Linked DNA regions of Homo sapiens: region 1 is linked to region 2. A link is an interaction called in ENCODE POLR2A ChIA-PET data of the cell type or tissue named here. Cell type or tissue: MCF 10A. All regions are shown on one strand. Links, peaks and the distances in the headings refer to the core of each region. The heading gives the core; the rest is flanking DNA. Region 1 overlaps NPTN (neuroplastin). Region 2 overlaps NPTN (neuroplastin).

Region 1 (5,383 bases), core at 320-5,319, 53 kb before region 2:
GCAATTTAAATTTTAAAAAATCAGTGATAGAGCCAGTGGAGTTTTTTGAGAAACTGGGTTTAAAATGCTGAATGTTAGAGTTTGTTTCATTATTCCTAAAACGAATAAAGGATTGACAATATCCATCAGTTAAATATGTGTTCGTAGTACCAAATTTTATGTGTGCTTCATGGCCTTGGATATCACTGCAGGGGTCAGGAAGGAAACATTTTTTCTGTCTCTAGCATTGAATATGCTAAGTGTATTGGGTATTTTTCCTGTTTTCCTCTAAGCATGAGTCCACTGTGGAAGGCAGGGTAGAGTTAGTCTTATTTGTCTTATCAGTTTTTCGACTGTGTCAACATGACTTAAAGAAGCCTAATGCTAATTTTAGCTATTCAGTTTATGGTAATAGCATAGTTTCATTTTGCACAATAGGTGAGAGATTCTTGATCTTAACATGTTTAATCTCTGCTGGCTTAGCTTTTTTCCAATGATTTATAATACGGTAAAATTGTAGTTTCTTAGCAACTAAAGCAAGGTTTCTGGATAGGCCTATAAAGACTCATCTGTCTGCTCAGTGATATGTGTTCTAAATACAGCATAGAACGGCCTTTCCCTTGAAATGAGCTTGAATTCAGTCACATGACATGACCGATGAAATGAAGCTGAGCTGCTGGTTGACCCAAATGAATGTAAATTTAATTCAAGGAAGAGATGGCTATTTTTGAGTTTGAGTTCCTATAGTTATGGATGCCATTTTATAGCTTTCTATATAACATGTCTTATTATAATATTCAAGCTTTCAGCTGGTAATAAATAGCCCTGCAGTGATCTGACTTCATGTCATGGAGTTTGTGTTTTCTTACAGTGCTTTCAAAAAGGGATACCTTGCTTGTGCATGATGTTGAAATGTTAGAAATGTTAGATTTTCTATTTAAATGACTGGAGAAAAAAACTCACAAGTATCTCTGAATTGGGAATGTAGTAGTTTAGATTGAATATAGATGTTTTTCAAAAGGCATTTGTTTCATTATTCCTAAAATGAAGAATTTGGCCTGTATGACTCTCAAGGTCTCTTGAAGCTCCAGTGAGTTTCTGACCCATTGTTGTGGACATTCAGGGCTTTCATTCAGATGGATTTTGTTTCTCATCCAAGAATTTAAACTTGTAAGACCAATTCCAAGTAAAATCCTTATTTGTTGACTTCTATATGTATCATCAAAATGGTAGTTTAAAGAGGAACTTGTTCTAAAAAGTAACCTTATAAGACATTCAAAAGCATTAGACTGCAATTGAGTGAGTGTAAACAAAGCAGTATAATGTGATGATCAAGAGTGCAGGCTTTGGACGGTGACAGACTCAGGTTTGAGTTCCAGCTGTCAGTAGCTGAGTGATCTTGAGTAATGCAAACTTCAGTTTCATCAGTTCATCATCTGTAAAGTGGAGATTACAATCATGTCCATTCCCTAGGGATGATGTGAGGATTAAATGAGATAATGACCGCTTAGATTTCAGCCTGAGTCTCAGTACATGTTAGCTATTACTACTATCCTTTAAAAAGGAGCATTATTTTTTATTTATTTTTCTTCATGTGTATATTGAAAACTTGATTGTTAATGCTGCTGTCATGGTAAATAGGCCATTTGAAGGCCCCACATAGAGATTTGTGCTTTTGCTTATGTAACTTTCTCAGAAAAGTGACCAGCTGCACTGTGTCTGCAATTGCCAATTCTGGTGAGGAAGTTAATATTTTTATTTGAGTTTCTGGGAGAGACTTTATGGCTTTTTTTTTTCTTTTTTTTCTGTGAACCAAATCTTTCAAGTGGGCCAGGTATCACTTTCTCATAGAGTATTATTGTTGTGAATAAGAGAAATAGAGTGTGGTACCCGGCACACAGTGGGAGTGTTATAGATGTTAGCTGAATTAATGAATGTGGAGTGGTGTGTAAAAACGTAATATATTCATATGGAAAATATGACATCACAAAATTAACACTGTTCAATGGAGGAAAATAAGGAATCTAATGAATCTTATTTTTAACGACCTAAATTTTAGAAACCATTTTGTTTGGGTGATACTAGATAGTTGTGAACATTGTGCTTTGTAATAATGCCAGTATTTGCATTAGATGATTCATGGATCTTTTTCTTTTCTGTCAAGGGCTGTTTGCTTCAGTGGTTTAGCAATTTTCTCTCACTGAGTACATTTTTAGAGGTGTATTTGCTAATTGATTGCGTGTTTCCTCTTTGAACTGAAATGAGCAACAGAAGACACATCTTATCTATGGCAGCTGTGGCACAAATGACATGCCGAATGTCAAGCAAAAAATTTTGAAATAATCCAAATAAGATTTGACCAGAAGAAATAGTTTGCCTTGACATAAAGCCCTTCCTAAGGAGATCACAGGCTTTCAGTCTCTCAGGCTACTGGCTAAAATGTCACTACTGATATAATGCAGCACCCAGGCATGAGAAATTGGTTCGGTCTGGGAGGATAGGCCATGTTACTACATCAGGACCCATTCCCTGGGTTTGTTTTACAAGGTTACTGGATCCAAATTAGAAAGAGATACAGATGGGTTTTTGTGTTGCCAGACGCAGTAGAGCTTAACTTGTGAATATACCAAGATTTAAAACCACAAAAGGAAATAAAACCCCTTAGATGTGAGGTTGGAATTCATTACAGGTCTGACTTCGCTTGATTAATACAGATCCTTATGAGAAATTAGACTGTTTTAAGGGAATCCCATTGTTTTTTCTCATTAATACAGATTTGATGTGAAACAGTTTCTTTTGTGGAATATGCCTTTAGACATTAATAAAAAGCAACATTATATTATCTTTATTTTAACTTTAAAATAAAGTTTAAATAAAAATAATTATTTAAATTAAAAAAAGATTTAATTGGGCCTTGAAAGATGACCAAATGTAATTAGAAAAGTGCTCTGTCAGTTTGAACATTGTTTTTCATTAGTCTGAGGTACTTTTTAAAAGTAAGATGTTTTGTGTGTAAACTCTGAAACTTGCTGGGTCTGTGTAAAGGTTTTTTACAACGATTCGGGAAGGAGATAAAGTGCTAATATCTATTAAAATGAAGTATGTAGAGAAACAGTGAGTGACCATGTTGGATACCATACAAGAGATGTTCAACAAAAGTTTGAATAAAATTATGCAGAGTAGTTTTGGAAAAGTGAATTTTATGAAAATCGTTCTGATGTATTCTATTCAATTTACTGTTTGCAGTGAGAGTACAATCTGGACAGGATCAGAAGTAGAGAATGAAGTTGTAAGAGAAAGGGAAAGACAGAAGAAAGGCTGCAGTAGTACAAGGAGAAAAGCAGGATGCAAGAATGAGGAATGAATCTTTGTTTGAGGAGCATCCGGAAAAATATAAGCTGTCAGAAAGAGTAAATAGACCAGGGACCTCTAAAGTAAATTCACACATCAAAGTTAAAATAATGTTGGAGAATCACCTCCTGTGAAAAATTGGCTTAGCTTTCAGTATGCCTCTTTAAACAAAACATTATCATTTTATACAAATTTTTAAAATGTTGTTCATAATATGGAGTTTAATTTTAAGCACCTTAGATAATGCATTTGTAAGCTTGTTTGTGAAATTTTTATGGATTTTTTTTTTCAAAATTCCTAATTTTAGTTGGTAAGGATTAACTTCGGGAAGACAGGAAACCCCTCCAGTAAAATTAATTGGTTATAAATGGTTACATATTTTAGGCTTATATACATAACAAAACTTCTTACTGAATTTAAAAGTGATCTTGTGTAAAAACATTATTCTAGTGATATTGATGTCTAAATTTAAAAGAGTGAATACACAAGTAAAATATATCTGCTTTTTAAGGATCTATTCAGTTTAGGAAGGAGAGTCAAAATTTGTATTTAATTTCAATTTATTATATTGTCTGAAACTGAAAGTAGGCCTAACTTTTGTTTGCTTTTGTGTATGTACAAAGGCAAACATTTATCAATCAACTCTTATTAATTTGAGATTATTTTGACCTGATTGCTCAGAACTTTTGTCTATCTGTATAGAAATGGGGTTTTCTAAATATTTAAAGAATTTCCTACGTATGTAAATTTACTTGCACACAGTAAGTTAGGGGAGACATTTAATATTCCTCAGATACCTGCTGTTTTCTTGTTGTGTTTCTTGTTTTTCAAATAAATAAACTGAGTGTTATCTGTTCATTAAAATAGAATGTAGTCAGCTCGAGGGAAACATTTTGTATTGAGTTTCTTGTACTAAAAAGCACTAAATGGTATTCTCTTGCATTTCTGAAACAATTATGGAATGTTTTAAGACTAGCCTTCCTACCAAATAATCTTAACTACTGGAGCTTTATGATATACTTTATGGTATTTTCCAGAAATATGTCAATTTTTTTTTAAAGATGGAGTCTTGCTCTGTTGCCCAGGCTGGAGTGCAGTGGCATGATCTCAGCTCACTGCAACCTCCACCTTCTGGGTTCAAGCAATTCTCCCTGCCTCAGCTTCCTGAGTAGCTGGGATTACAGGCGCCAGCCACCATACTCAGCTAATTTTTGGATTTTTAGTAGAAATGGAGTTTCGCCATGTTGGCCAGGCTGATCTCGAACTCCTGACCTTAGGTGATCTGCCCACCTCGGCCTCCCAAAGTGCTGTGATTACAGGTGTGAGCCACTGTGCCCGGCTGAAATATGCCAATTTGGATATCCTTCTCTTGCCTTATTAAAAATCATCGGTCACCCAGGTATTACTTCAAATTTACTAGACAGTGAAATATAAATGAGATGGTATGAAATCACTCTGAAAGTATTAGGGTTGGATATATTATGTAAGTTTCTATAATTAGAAAGCATTAAGTCCCAAATCGTACCAATAGTTTTAATCATATCTAAATGGATACTCACATACTAAATGTGATTAAATATAAAATGCATAACGAAATGTCACATCCTTTCCTGATAGAATACTAATAAGGCATAGTATTTCATGTGCAGGAAGATACAGGAAAACACACAAGTAAGAGTTTGTTTTGCATATATAAATTGTTATGCCTTTGAGATTCTTTTCTTCCTGATGGTAGGATTTGGAAACCATTGGACTAGATGATGTCTAAATTTCCTTTCAGTTCTAAAAATTACTAAATATCTTGCCCTTATAGCTTAGATACTGTCTCCAATAGGTTAAAGGCTCAGAGATGATAACACTTTCTGTTTAAAAGTTTTTAGAAACTTACTTTTGAATATAATGAAAATTAACTTTGAGGCATGCACTGTTTTGAAATCTAAATGCCTCTAAATCTACTTCAGACAACCCTTGCAGTTCTTGTTTCAAGGGAGGCAGAACCGTGTCTGTTATGCAGAGATCTTATATTAAACTTGCTGGGAAAATTGCCAGTGTG
Region 2 (5,383 bases), core at 116-5,115:
CCAGGCTGGTCTCAAACTCCTGACCTTAGGTGATCCGCCCACCTCGGCCTCCCAAAGTGCTGGGATTACAGGTGTGAGCCACTGCACCTAGCCAGCCACCACACCTAGCCATATGTTAAATAAGTATCTTAAACTTACCATGTTCTAGACCTTGACCTTCTGGTTTTTACCACCACTGTTTCTCAGTCTTTTAACAAAACAAACTAAGATTAAGCAAACAAAAAACACTCTTATTCTTTTGCAATTTTCCTCATCTTAGTAACTGTCAACTCCATTCTCACAGTTACACAGGCCAAAACCTTGGTGTCATCCTTGACTCCTTTTCTTCTCACAGTCCACATTCAATCTATTAGCAAATATGTTAACTCAACCTCCAAAATATACCTGGAATCTCACCATTTCTCCTTATTTCCACTGTTACTGCCCCCATGGAAACCAGCCTCTCCCTTGCCTGGGTTACTGTAATAGCCTCCTGCTTGGTCTTGCTTCCACTGCTGTCTCTGCAGTTCTTGTTCACATAGTAGCCACGGGGAGCCTGTTAAAACACACCCATCATTTTATACCTGCACATAGTATTCACCAGTGGCTTCCCGGCTGACTCACTGTAACTGCCAAAGTCATTATGGTGGCCTACAAAGTCCTGTCTAATCTGGGTCCCCAGTCTCTCTGATTTCTTTTATTTCCTGCTCTCTTCTCCTTGCTTACTATGTTCCAATCAAATCCTCTTTGCTGTTCCTTGTACATAACAAGCACAATCCTACCTCAAGACCTTTGCATTTCCCTCGACCTAGAGTGTTCTTCCTACAGATATGTGTGACCTACTCCCTTCTTTTCTTTTTTGCTGGGAGACCAGAGTTTTATTACTATTCAAATCAGTCTCCCCTAGCATTCAGGGAGCAGAGTTTCTAAGGATAACTTGGTGGTTGGGGGAAGCCAGTGAGCCAGGAGTGCTGATTGGTTAGAGCTGAAATCACAGGGAGTCAGAGCTGACTTCTTGTGCTCAGTCAGTTCCTGGGTGGGGGTCACAGGATCAGATGAGCCAGTTTATTGATCTGGGTGGGGCCAGCTGATCCATCAAGTGCAAGGTCTGCAAAATATCTCAAGCACTGATCTTAGGAGCAGTTTAGGGAGGGTCAGAATCTTGTAGCTTCCAGCTGCATGACTCCTAAACCATAATTTCTAATCTTGTGTCTAATGTTAGTTCTACAAAGGCAATCTAGTCCCCAGGCAAGAAGGGAGTCTGTTTTGGGAAAGGGTTGTTACCATCTTTGTTTAAACTATAAGTTTCTCCCAAAGTTAGTTCAGCCTGCGCCCAGGAGTGAACAAGGACAGCTTGGAGGTTAGAAGTAAGATGAAGCAGTTAAGTTCGATCTCTTTCCCTGTCTCAGTCATAATTTTGCAAAGACGGTTTCAGTCTCTCCCTTTGGGTTTTATAACACCTTAATCTTAAGGTGTAGGCTCTGAAGATGGCAAAAGGCCGTAGATCACTCTGGCTTCTTCCTGCTGATAGGGGACATTGTGGGAATGGGAGTGAACCCCAAGGTGAGAAGAGTGGAACCACCTTGTAACTGTCTGAGTGTACTCATGCAGGCCTGGCTAGGATTCCAAGGCTTGTGTGGGAAAAACATTACTACTCTCATCTATAGTTTTACTACAGTGTTTAAGTGAACAGCCTACTGTAAGGTAAATAACGAGTCCTAGGATGAGGAGTACAATTCCCAATTTTAAAAGCAAAGATTTGAAAGCATTAGTTTGGGGACTTCCAACCCACAAAGAATTTAGAATTTCATCTAAACTGCAGAAAAAAACCTCAAGAACAGCTAACAACAGTATACTATAGTTTTTCTTTTGAAGCGTAATTTTTCTCTCTCCAGTCCCCATTTTTATTAAAAACAAATCATGATAGAACTGATTTATTTATAAAATAAACTTATTCTTACTGTACTTGGCCTGATTATTTGCATAAAGTGCAGCAAGAGTAGTTATTTTTCACTTAGGCTTTTTAAATTGGCTTTGACAGAACTCTGTTCCATGAAGAATCTCAGATAAGACTGTTAAAAAGTCGAGCCCAGCCATGGGTTTGTACCCTCAAATACTTACGAGTTGGGCAAATTCCTCTCCTCTTGAGGTCCCAAGATAACTTGGGGTTCCTGGCCTGTTAGAAAGTGACATTCTTAGCCAGGCGCAGTGGCTCACACCTGTAAACCCAGCACTTTGGGAGGCTGAGGCGGGTGGATCACTTCAGGTCAGTAGTTTGAGACCAGCCTGGCCAACATGGTGAAACCCCATCTCTACTAAAAATACAAAAATTAGCCAGGTATGGTGGCAGATGCCTATAATCCTAGCTACTTGGGAGGCCAAGGCAGAAGAATCACTTGAACCCGGAAGGTGGAGGTTGCAGTGAACCAAGATCACACCACTGCATTCCAGCCTGGCCAACAGAGAGAGACTGCATCTCAAAAAAGAAAAAATACATTCTTTACTTACCACAGGTCAGGAACCTTGTATATACTCCCTTATTTTCTTCACGACCATGCTAAAGTTCATCTCATCACAAAAGCCTTACCCAACCAGTCTGACATATCTGGTGTGTAGTGGGTGCTCAGCAGGTGTTTGCCAGATGAATGAAGCATGGCTGGCTGGAGCAGCACATGGTAACCCTTCGGGCATGCTGGGTCCTGTGTGGCTATGGAGCCTGCTCCTTGGAGTGCTTGGAATTTATGGACTGAAGTAAGCTCTGAGAAAGGGTGACCAGGTTGAACAGTCAGCCTAAGAAGTGACTGAGTAGCTGTGGGAAAAGTTCGGCTTTGTGGGAATGAGATAGAGCCAGGTTGACCACTTCCTTCTGTAGTAAGAAACTTTGCCTGGAAAAAAAAAGATATTTCCTTTGAAACGTACTATCTAGAAAACACTTCACACTGAGTGTTACTCAGCAGGCCTCAGTTTGGCAGGGACTGGTTACAGAGACAGCTTGGGGCCTTGCCCAGTGCATGCCCATCCAGGTGCCTCTGGAGGGTGAGTCTAAAACCAGTTTGTGCCTGGGAAGCACATTCTGTGACTAGTAGGACTTTGCATTGTTTTTAAGCCAAGAAAAACCAAGCCAGTCAAAGGTGGAACATGAGATTAGCCCCAATGCAATAGTACAGGCTTCTACAGTCTCAAGATGAATGTTTTGACATCCTGTTCATCTACCCAAGAACACTGGGAGGTAGACAAGGACACGAGGTGTCTCCATTTGATAATGGCTGTAGCAGCAAAGCCCAGAATAACGAAAGAACCAACAAAACTGGAATTGGGACCAAGGCATATCGATTCTCTTTCCTATCTTGGATAACAGAGTGACATCCAGCCTGCTTTGACTTTTATTGCTCTCAGATTACTGTAACCCGGCTGGGCGTGGTGGCTCACGCCTGTAATCCCAACACTTTGGGAGGCTGAGGCGGGCAGATCATCTGAGGTTAGCAGTTCGAGACCGGCCTGACCAACATGGTGAAACCCCATCTCTCCTAAAAATACAAAATTAGCCGGGCGTGATGGCTCACGCCTGTAATCCCAACACTTTGGGAGGCCAACGCGGGCAGAACACCTGAGGTCAGGAGTTCAAGACCAGCCTGACCAACATGATGAAACCCCATCTCTCCTAAAAATACAAAATTAGCTGGGCATGGTGGCACATGCCTGTAATCCCAGCTACTCAGGAGGCTGAGGCAGGAGAATCGCTTGAAACCAGGAGTTGGAGGTTGCAGTGAGCCAAGATCACACCATTGCACTCCAGCCTAGGCGACAAGAGCGAAACTCTGTCTCCAAAAAAATTACTGTAACTGGTGAAGCATTGGCGGGTAATATAGTTATGATAAAATAAAGCTAAATCCAAAGAATTCGCTTTTATCTCAGGCTTCTTTGATCCTTGAAACTTACTTAATTTTTAGACTACAGTTGTTGTTTATTTCTTCCTAAGTGATCCCTATAAATAGAGAAGACCAACGGCCTCTAGCATGTCTTGAAATTCCTTCTATATTGGGTTCAGTCTAGGAAACTGTTGCAAATCAGGTGTCCAAGGCAGATTCTTAAGTTGTTAATAAAAGGTCTTAGGGCCAGGTGCAGATGCAAACACCTGTAATCCCAGCACTTTGGGAGGCCAAGGTGAGAGGATCACTTGAGGTCAGGAGTTCAGGACCAGCCTGGGCAATATAGTAAGACCCCGTCTATACAAGAAATTTAAAAATTAACCAGGTGTAGTGGCATGTGCCTGTAGTTCTAGTTACTCGGGAGCTGAGGATCACTTAAGCCCAGGAGCTTGAGGCTACAGTGAGCAGCGATCATGCCACTATGCTCCAGCCTGGACGATAGAATAAGACCCCATCTCAATCAGTCATTCAATTAAAAAAAAAATCTCTTGGGACACTGGTTGAATTTCCTGTTCATTCCTTTCTTCCTCCTTGTGAAGACCAGTTTCTGGATTCCCTCTTTCCTGGGAGAGCCTTGGTCATTGTTACTTATTGAGTAGCTTCTCCAAGCATTCATTGTTTTTACATACCTTGTAATAGGACTTGATTGTAGTTGTTTTATCTCAGAATCTCATTTCCTTAAGGGAATGTGTGATATTTGACAGGATGCATAACTGTTGTTCATGCAGGTGTTTTAAGAAAAAACTTGGGCCGATAGAAGAGATAATAGTGTTTGTTTGCATTTTCTTTAAAGGTAGGCTTAATTGAGGGCAGTTGGACCTGCATCCTTTTCCAGTAGGTTGGAGAATCACCTACATTAGTAGAGCCTCATATATTAGTAACCCTGGTATCTGCCTGGGCATCTTTAGCGGGTGGGGGGTAGAGGATGGGTTTGGTCCCTTTACCCTATTCTGACCTGAAATGCTCTTCATCAAAGCTGAGTATGACAGTAAGCATAAAGACTGACTACATTACAAGCAGGGCTCTGAGCCAGAAGGTGGGGCCTTTGTATCCTGTTTGGAGTAGACTTCCGTGGTAACTGCGTCTAACGCTTTCTCACAGCCGCTCCTGACATCACTGGCCATAAACGGAGTGAGAACAAGAATGAAGGGCAGGATGCCACTATGTATTGCAAGTCAGTTGGCTACCCCCACCCAGACTGGATATGGCGCAAGAAGGAGAACGGGATGCCCATGGTGAGTAGGAGGCAGGCCCGGGTCTCTGGTTGCTGGAGTTTTCCCTGCAGAGGTCCAGACACGTGGGTCAGTTACTGTAGTAGCTGTATCCTCGGATGTGTGCATGGCGAGGGTCACCCTTTCTAGAGTCACGGTTTACAGCATGAATCAAGAGGTCATTGACAGTCTCTTCCAGCACAAAAATCCCTGTACGTGATTTGTTAAAGCTGTCCCTCTGGTAAGAGATTAGATTGCTCACTG

What was found. Peaks named below come from ENCODE experiments on the same cell type or tissue, not always from the same donor. Only the 100,000 strongest peaks of a DNase experiment are listed, where the experiment ranks them.
Region 1: POLR2A ChIA-PET joins it to region 2 with 5 read pairs; 10 of 35 experiments call an interaction of 5 or more read pairs at or near these places.

The regions. Positions count from the first base shown.
Region 1 is chr15:73,626,241-73,631,623 of GRCh38, reverse strand. The region is part of intron 1 of NPTN (neuroplastin); the gene reads left to right. Among named protein-coding and RNA genes, the nearest start is that of NPTN, 4.5 kb to the left of the region's middle. In MCF 10A, for the core only: no CTCF peak of the experiment used is centred there; no DNase peak of the experiment used is centred there.
Region 2 is chr15:73,573,422-73,578,804 of GRCh38, reverse strand. It overlaps NPTN (neuroplastin), which reads left to right. Exons shown (of 9, transcript NM_012428.4): 5 at 5,010-5,143. Among named protein-coding and RNA genes, the nearest start is that of NPTN-IT1, 6.6 kb to the right of the region's middle. In MCF 10A, for the core only: no CTCF peak of the experiment used is centred there; DNase peaks (open chromatin) are centred at 2,694, 3,014 and 5,014.